Regions from separate parts of the Homo sapiens genome. Here region 2 is linked to region 1. The links are chromatin contacts, found by Hi-C in ENCODE. All regions are on one chromosome and are shown on one strand. The core of a region is the stretch at or near the end of the contact, and the rest is flanking DNA. Distances in the headings are between cores, read along the strand shown.

What was found. A loop is a pair of places that touch in the nucleus more often than their neighbours do. Pooled maps may share reads with other maps.
Region 2: a loop to region 1 is called in a pooled map, with 5 times the contacts of the local background. The contact joins the promoter of RHBDD1 here to the enhancer-like site in region 1. A Hi-C loop is called at or near these places in 3 of 37 single-sample maps with no recorded cell type and 4 of 50 pooled maps.

What each region holds. Positions count from the first base shown.
Region 1 is chr2:223,880,241-223,883,624 of GRCh38, reverse strand. WDFY1 (WD repeat and FYVE domain containing 1) reads left to right here. Exons shown (of 12, transcript NM_020830.5): 10 at 1,553-1,683. Among named protein-coding and RNA genes, the nearest start is that of AP1S3, 44 kb to the right of the region's middle. RefSeq lists enhancers at 996-1,495, 1,496-1,997. Within about 2 kb of position 1,569, at least 3 of the 41 ENCODE cell types and tissues checked have a DNase peak (open chromatin) inside an H3K27ac peak, as active enhancers do.
Region 2 is chr2:226,834,507-226,837,890 of GRCh38, reverse strand. RHBDD1 (rhomboid domain containing 1) reads right to left here and starts at 1,837. Exons shown (of 9, transcript NM_001167608.3): 1 at 1,804-1,837. RefSeq lists enhancers at 1,325-1,474, 2,315-2,384, 2,224-2,518 and a silencer at 1,525-2,054.

The sequences.
Region 1 (3,384 bases), core at 320-2,819:
TACTCAGAGATACTCCACAGTAAGGTCTCATATGAGACTGGCAGGCAAGAAGGGAATTATTAGTGCTCAGACCATTATAAAGCTCTGAAATAGCACCTGAGTTCTGTCTGTCATTAGCCAAGTTCTCACAATGCATGGCTGATGGTAATTAGTGCAGTATAATTAATAGGTGAAGTATTCCCTACTTCTAAAGGAAACACAGAGAAATGGATTTTACTTCCATTTATTAACAGTTAACAGAAGAGAGAAGAGGTGCTGGTCACTAAACTTTTGGCGGTAAAAGAATATGTCAAAATCAGTAATAATAATTGGACTATTTTGTAATGTTCTTGAGGCTTATTTCCAGAATCACAGTTTGAGAGATTTTAGAAAATAGCAAAATACATGATTATGGGCATTAGTTTCTTAATGAGAGCATAGTGCATTTAAAACTTATTTTAGACCGGGTATGATGGCTTATGCCTGTAATCCCAGCATTTTGGGAGGCCAATGTGGAAGGGTGGCTTAAGCCCAGGAGTTTGAAACCAGCCTGAGCAACATGATGAGACCCCGTCTCTATAAAAATAAATAAATAAAACTTATTTTAAAACCCTTTAGGCTGGGCATGGTGGCTCACACCTGTAATCCTAGCACTTTGGGAGGCCGAGGCAGGAGGATCACTTGAGCCTAGGTGTTCAAGACCAGCCTGGACAACATAGCAAGACCCTGTCTCTGCAAAAAAATCAAAAAATTAGCCAGACATGGTGGCAGACACGTGTAGTGCCAGCTACTTGGAAGGCTGAGGTGGGAGGATCGCTTGAGTCTGGGAGGTCAAGGCCGCAGTGAGCTGTATGCCATTGCACCTTTGCATTCCAGTCTAGGTGACAGAATGAGACCCTGTCTCTGAAAAAAAAAATAATAATAATGCCTTTTTTATGATGGAGGAATAAATTTTTCTTTCCCTAAATCTACAGTGATTAGGCTCCTAAATGAACTAAATTTGTTGTTAATAATATTGTTTGTTAACATGTAGACAGATAATATGAATGAATGAAAAGCAACATTTGACCAGTACAGCAAAGTTTTTTGGAAATCCTTGACTAGTGTCAGAATTGTCTATCTTGTGAGTGTTAATTGATACATTGAATTGGGGTGATTGCAATTCAAGGCATATCCTCCCCGCTCCTGTTGCCCTACTTTAGAGGGAAACCATGTGCTTTAAAGCAAAAGCTAGGCCAGGCGCAGTGGCTCACGCCTGTAATCCCAGCACTTTGGGAGGCTGAGGCAGGTGGATCATGAGGTCAGGAGTTCGAGACCAGCCTGACCAAGATGGTGAAATCCCATCTCTACTAAAAATACAAAAATTAGTCAGGCGTGGTGACAGGCACCTGTAATCCCAGCTACTTGGGAGGCTGAGGCAGGAGAATTGGTAGAACCCGGGCGCCAGAGGTTGCAGTGAGCCGAGATCACGCCACTGCACTCCAGCCTGGGTGACAGAGTGAGACTCTGTCTCAAAACAAAACAAAAAGCGAAAGCTAACACCCTGTTTTCCTCCTCCCGGTCACCTGTGAAGCATCACTGCAGGAAATGCGGGCAGGCTGTCTGCGGGAAGTGCAGCAGCAAGCGCTCAAGTTACCCAGTCATGGGCTTCGAGTTCCAAGTCCGGGTTTGTGATTCTTGTTACGACTCCATCAAAGATGAAGAGTGAGTGTTTGCATATTTTTGTCTCATTGCCTCTTATTACATCTGTCTAATGGTTCTCTGAAATGTGAAGAGCTTCAGAAGTGATAGGATATGTTTAGCCATGTGTTTGTTTCTCCTGAATTTCCTAAGCCATTTTATTTGTTGTTTGTTTTTTGAGACAGAGTCTTGCTCTGTCACCCATGCTGGAGTGCAGTGGCGTGATCTCGGCCCACTGCAACCTCTGCCTCCCGGGTTCAAGCGATTCTCCTGCCTCAGCCACCCGAGTAGCTGGGATTACAGGCGCCCCCCACCACCTGGCTAATTTTTGTAGTTTTAGTAGAGATGGAGTTTCACCATGTTGGCCAGGCTGGTCTCGAACTCCTGACCTCAAGTGATCTACCCACCTTGGCCTCTCAAAGTGCCAGGATTACAGGCGCGAGCCACCGTGCCTGGCCCCTAAGCCATTTTTGAAGAGAGGACCTGCCCTAGCTTTATGACTTAAGACCATGACTATGCATCTTAAGTTGCCCCTCTGACTGGGCAGCTTTCTCCTGAACACAGTGAGGAATGCTAAGTTACATGGTCCAGTAACTGAGTGGATACCCTGAGCCTCTGCATCCCACTGGCTGCTATGCAGGGATAAGTCCATGCACCTGTGGATGGCAGTGGTTGAGCTGGTTCTCTATAAAAGTATCCAGTGCCCAGACCTTTGTTCACACATGCATGTAAATTTACTGGGAAAACTCTAGAGACCAATGTTCTTTCTTCCACAGAAATCTGGCCTAGCAGTCTATTCTTAAATTGCTCTTTGTGTGTAAGACACATCTGTTTGATACCCCACTCTGCCCTGACTTTTAGGCAAATCCGTTAGGACAGAACCACTATTTTCTTTCCTTCCCTTTGAATCATCTTTTAAAGCAGCAGAGGCAAATGTTGGCAGAGGTCCACATTGGAAAGCTAGTGCATCACGACTGGTGTTGGTAAATGAACTAGTGATGGGATTGGGGCAGCTGGGCTTTGAAGCGGGTGCTGTAAGAGGCACTGCTCCTGTGCATGGCAGAGGTTTCAGGGAAAACGGCAGCTCTCTGATGTTTTGCCCATGCTGTATGATTTTATTCAATGCAGTTCTTCTTTTATATTGAAGATTCTTGTTTTTATATCTAGGAATGTATCAGCCTTTCCAGTAAAAAAAAAAAATCAGTTATTTTGGGAATTTTATAAAACAATCTTGTGATTTAACATGCTTTCTGTCATCATTAAATTATAAGGTTAGTTTTCAAAACCATAGCCACAATTTTAGGAGCAAATTTTAACACTATTATCATAAGCATTTACTTTTTTTTTTTTTTTTTTTTTGAGACTGAGTCTTGGTTGATCACCTGGGCTGGAGTGCAGTGGTACAATCTCGGCTCACTGCAGCCCCCACCTCCCAGGTTCAAGCGATTCTCCTGCCTCAGCCTCCCGAGTAGCTGGGATTACAGGCGTGTGCCACCACACAGAGCTAATTTTTATATTTTTAGTAGAGACGGGGTTTCACCATGTTGACCAGGCTGGTCTTGAACCCCTGACCTCAAGTGATCCACCCGTCTCGGCCTCCCAAAGTGCTGGGGGTACAGACATGAGCCACTGCACCTGGCCATATTTGCTTATTTTATGTTGCTAAAAAAGCTTACCCCACTAGCTCTAGGTACAGTCAAGTAAATTTTCAGTGATCTCTTTTCT
Region 2 (3,384 bases), core at 588-3,087, 3.0 Mb before region 1:
GCTTGCAAGTCACTATGTTACAATAATTCTCAACTCTAAAACTAGTGCTTACCTCTGGTCTTTACCAAATTCTGGGTCAAAGAAGGTATAACTAAACTGAAGACGAGGCAGGTGGATTACCTGAGGTCAGGAGTTCGGGACCAGCTTGGCAAACGTGGTGAAACCGTCTCTACTAAAAATACAAAAATTAGCTGGGCGTGGTGGCAGACGCCTGTAATCCCAGCTACCTGGGAAGCTGAGGCAGGAGAATCGTTTGAACCCTGGAGGCAGCGGTTACAGTGATCCAAGATTGCACCATTGCACTCCAGCCTGGGTGGCAGAAAGAGACTGTCTCCAAACAAAGCTGAAGAGATCAGAAGGCCAAAGAATTAAAAACTACTCTTCAACATAAATACTAATGCTATTCTTAAAAATCCTACAACCACAATAGCATTAGTATGCACTGCTTTAACTTTTAACTGAATATCCTGCATCCAACAACCTTGACTACACAGAATTGAGAATCCCGAGGTAAACAAAATACCCTCTAAGCAGCAGTCCCAATATCCATGCGCTACAGCTCATATCTACCCCGCTGAAGAATCCTTCCAGCACAAACTATGTACTTATTTTATGCAGTTCTAATAAGTTACTTAATAACATCTTTGAGGGTTTTCTATGTGTTTTGTGTTAAACATTTTTCTTGCATCTTCATATTCCAGCCCTGTGAGGTAACATGTCCAAGTTTTTCCATCTAGGAATTACTTCAATTCAAATTCCATTATATGTGATTCCACAATGGGTGTTATCACTACGCCATTAATTCTCAAACTTTAGCGTCCAGGTGCATTGGTATCAACTGGAAGGCTTGTTAAAATATATTTCTGATTCAGTAAGTTTGGGATAAGACCCCAAAATGTGCATTTCCAAGAAGTTCCCAAGTGATGCTGATCCTAGCGTCCTGGGATTATTTAGAAACCAATGCACTTCTATTCTTCTTTGAAAGAATACTTGCTTTCCACAGCGACGGCAGGCCTGCAGCAAACCAGAAGCCTTTAAAGTTTATTAGAACTACCTCAAAAAGACACACAACTGTGAGAAATTAGATAAAGCCTTCTAATAAGCAATTTCAAAGAGAAAAAAGAAAAGCCTGGGAGTCACTGAGTGTACTGCAGAGACCCAAACACCTCGATAATTGAATCATAACTAGGCAGGCACTCATTCATTTTGACAGTAACGCTGAGTCTTCAAAAGAGTTTATGCTCAGTTTAGAAAAACAAATAAGGCTGTGATCCGTTTCTTGTAAACGTTTATCCAAAGGTTTTTAGGGGTTGGACAGAAAGGGTTTACTTTGGCGGATTTTTTGTCCTCTAATAAAAGTTATTACTGCGGTGAGGCTTAGACTTGTTCTGAGAAACTGAAAGCTGTCCCGAGAGCACCTGAAACTGCATGCTCTGTTGCTGATGCAACGTCACTTCAAACTTCCTGCTTTCAAAAGGAACCCTTTAAACTCGCTCAGCGCCAACCCCTTCCTCCGAGTGTGGGCACGTCGTTCCCGTGCGGTCCGGCGGAGATGCGGCAACTTCGACAAGACCCCAGGTGGAGTTACCCCAGGAAACGCCCTCCCCGCTCTCGGACTTGCCCCGGACGGGGAGGCTGTGCCTCCAGCCCCGCCATGCCTCCCTCGCCCTAGCCCCCCGGGAGGCGCCGACCTCCGCCCAGCAGCCCCAGCCCGGCCGCCAGCTCCCGCAGCCCGGGGAAACGGCGAGAGATGCCGCTCACAACCAACGACAGCAGCCGGACCAAACAGACGCGGAAACTCACGCTCTCTACGACCCGCCTGCGTCCCCACGTCTTCGCGCGCACGTGCGTCATCACGCACGTTCCCGATCCGGGGCGCCCCGGGTTCCTGGGGCCGGGTGCGGGAGGGGAGGGCCTTAAAGCGGACGGCTCGGCCGCGGCGCATGCTTAGTTGTGCGCGCCCGCGCTCTGCTGTCTGCAGACCGCGTGCGCCGGCAGTGGCTCTAAGGGGGCCGCGAGGGCACAGCGGGGCAGGACCGCGGCAGAGCGCAGTAAGGAGAGTGTGGACCCTCGCCCTGTCCTCTAAGCTCCATGTGAAATGTGGATAATATTCCTTACTGCCATAAATAGCCACTGGCCGCTGACTACGCGTAAGGCAAACAAGCGACCTGCGTTCAAGGGACCCGAAGACTAGGGGAGAAGCAGCGAGCGGGTCGCGGCCGCCTACCCAACGGACGCCTCTGCCCAGGTTCTCTGCCGGGAAGCTTCGTCCTTCCGGGCCCCAGCGCAGCCGGAGGCTGGGGAGCTGCTGCCTGGAAGGGTCAGATACCGCCTGTTAGGCGGAGGGTGGGAAAGACACTCTCCTGCTTCAGGAGCTATCGCAGACAACCGGAGGGCGGCTTATCGCAGAGTCCCAGAGCCAGCCAGCAAGGCAAGGTCGCGGGTGCACCTTTCACTCCCAGAAGCTTGGGTCTGGGACTGCACCACGCAACGTTTGCCCATTTTGAGGGCTTTAGGTGTTTCATATTTCAGTTAATAGAATTTCGATTAATACATAATTTGATACCATTTTAATTGTTTGCTACTCGGGAGCAAGTTTTATGTTTAGCTGTAGGAGTTAGGCTAAGTTAAATGTTGCAATGCTATATATATTTAATAGGATATGAAAAAACTATCTTACAGCCGGGCGCGGTAACTCACGCCTGTAATCCCCGCACTTTGGGAGGTCGAGGCAGGAGGATCGCTTGAGCTCAGGAGTTTGAGACCAGCCTGGACAACATAGTGAGACCTTGTCTCTATTTAAAAAACAACAACAGGCCTGGCGCGGTGGCCCACGCCTGTAATCCCAGCACTTTGGGAGGCTAAGGCGGGCGGATCACCGGAGGTCAGGAATTCAAAACCAGCCTGGCCAACATGGCGAAACCCTGTCTCTACTAAAAATACAAAAATTAGCCAGGCATGGTTGCGGGCGCCTGTAATCCCGGCTACTCGGGAGGCTGAGGCAGGGGAATCCTTGAACCCGGGAGGCAGAGGTTGCAGTGAGATCGCGTCCATGCACTCCAGCCTGGGCGACAGAGCATGACTCTATCTCAAAAAAAAAAAATCTTACTATTTGGTATGGAATTTTCTGATAGCTAGGGTAAAGATGCTCTTTTTCCAAGAAGGAATCCGAGTATCCGAATACAGGTGGTTTAGTGTTACTCTTTGTTTATTGGAAGTTGTAGCAGCTGTGTTTAGATAGTCTGCTAAAACAAAAACTGCCTAAACCAGAAGAGTTTATCTTTTGCCATTGTGTATTAAAACTCTTCATAGAAATATTTATTTTGGAGTTTGAAATTTAAGTGAAAATGTGGCTCATGCATAGGTGTGGGTGTACATATGACT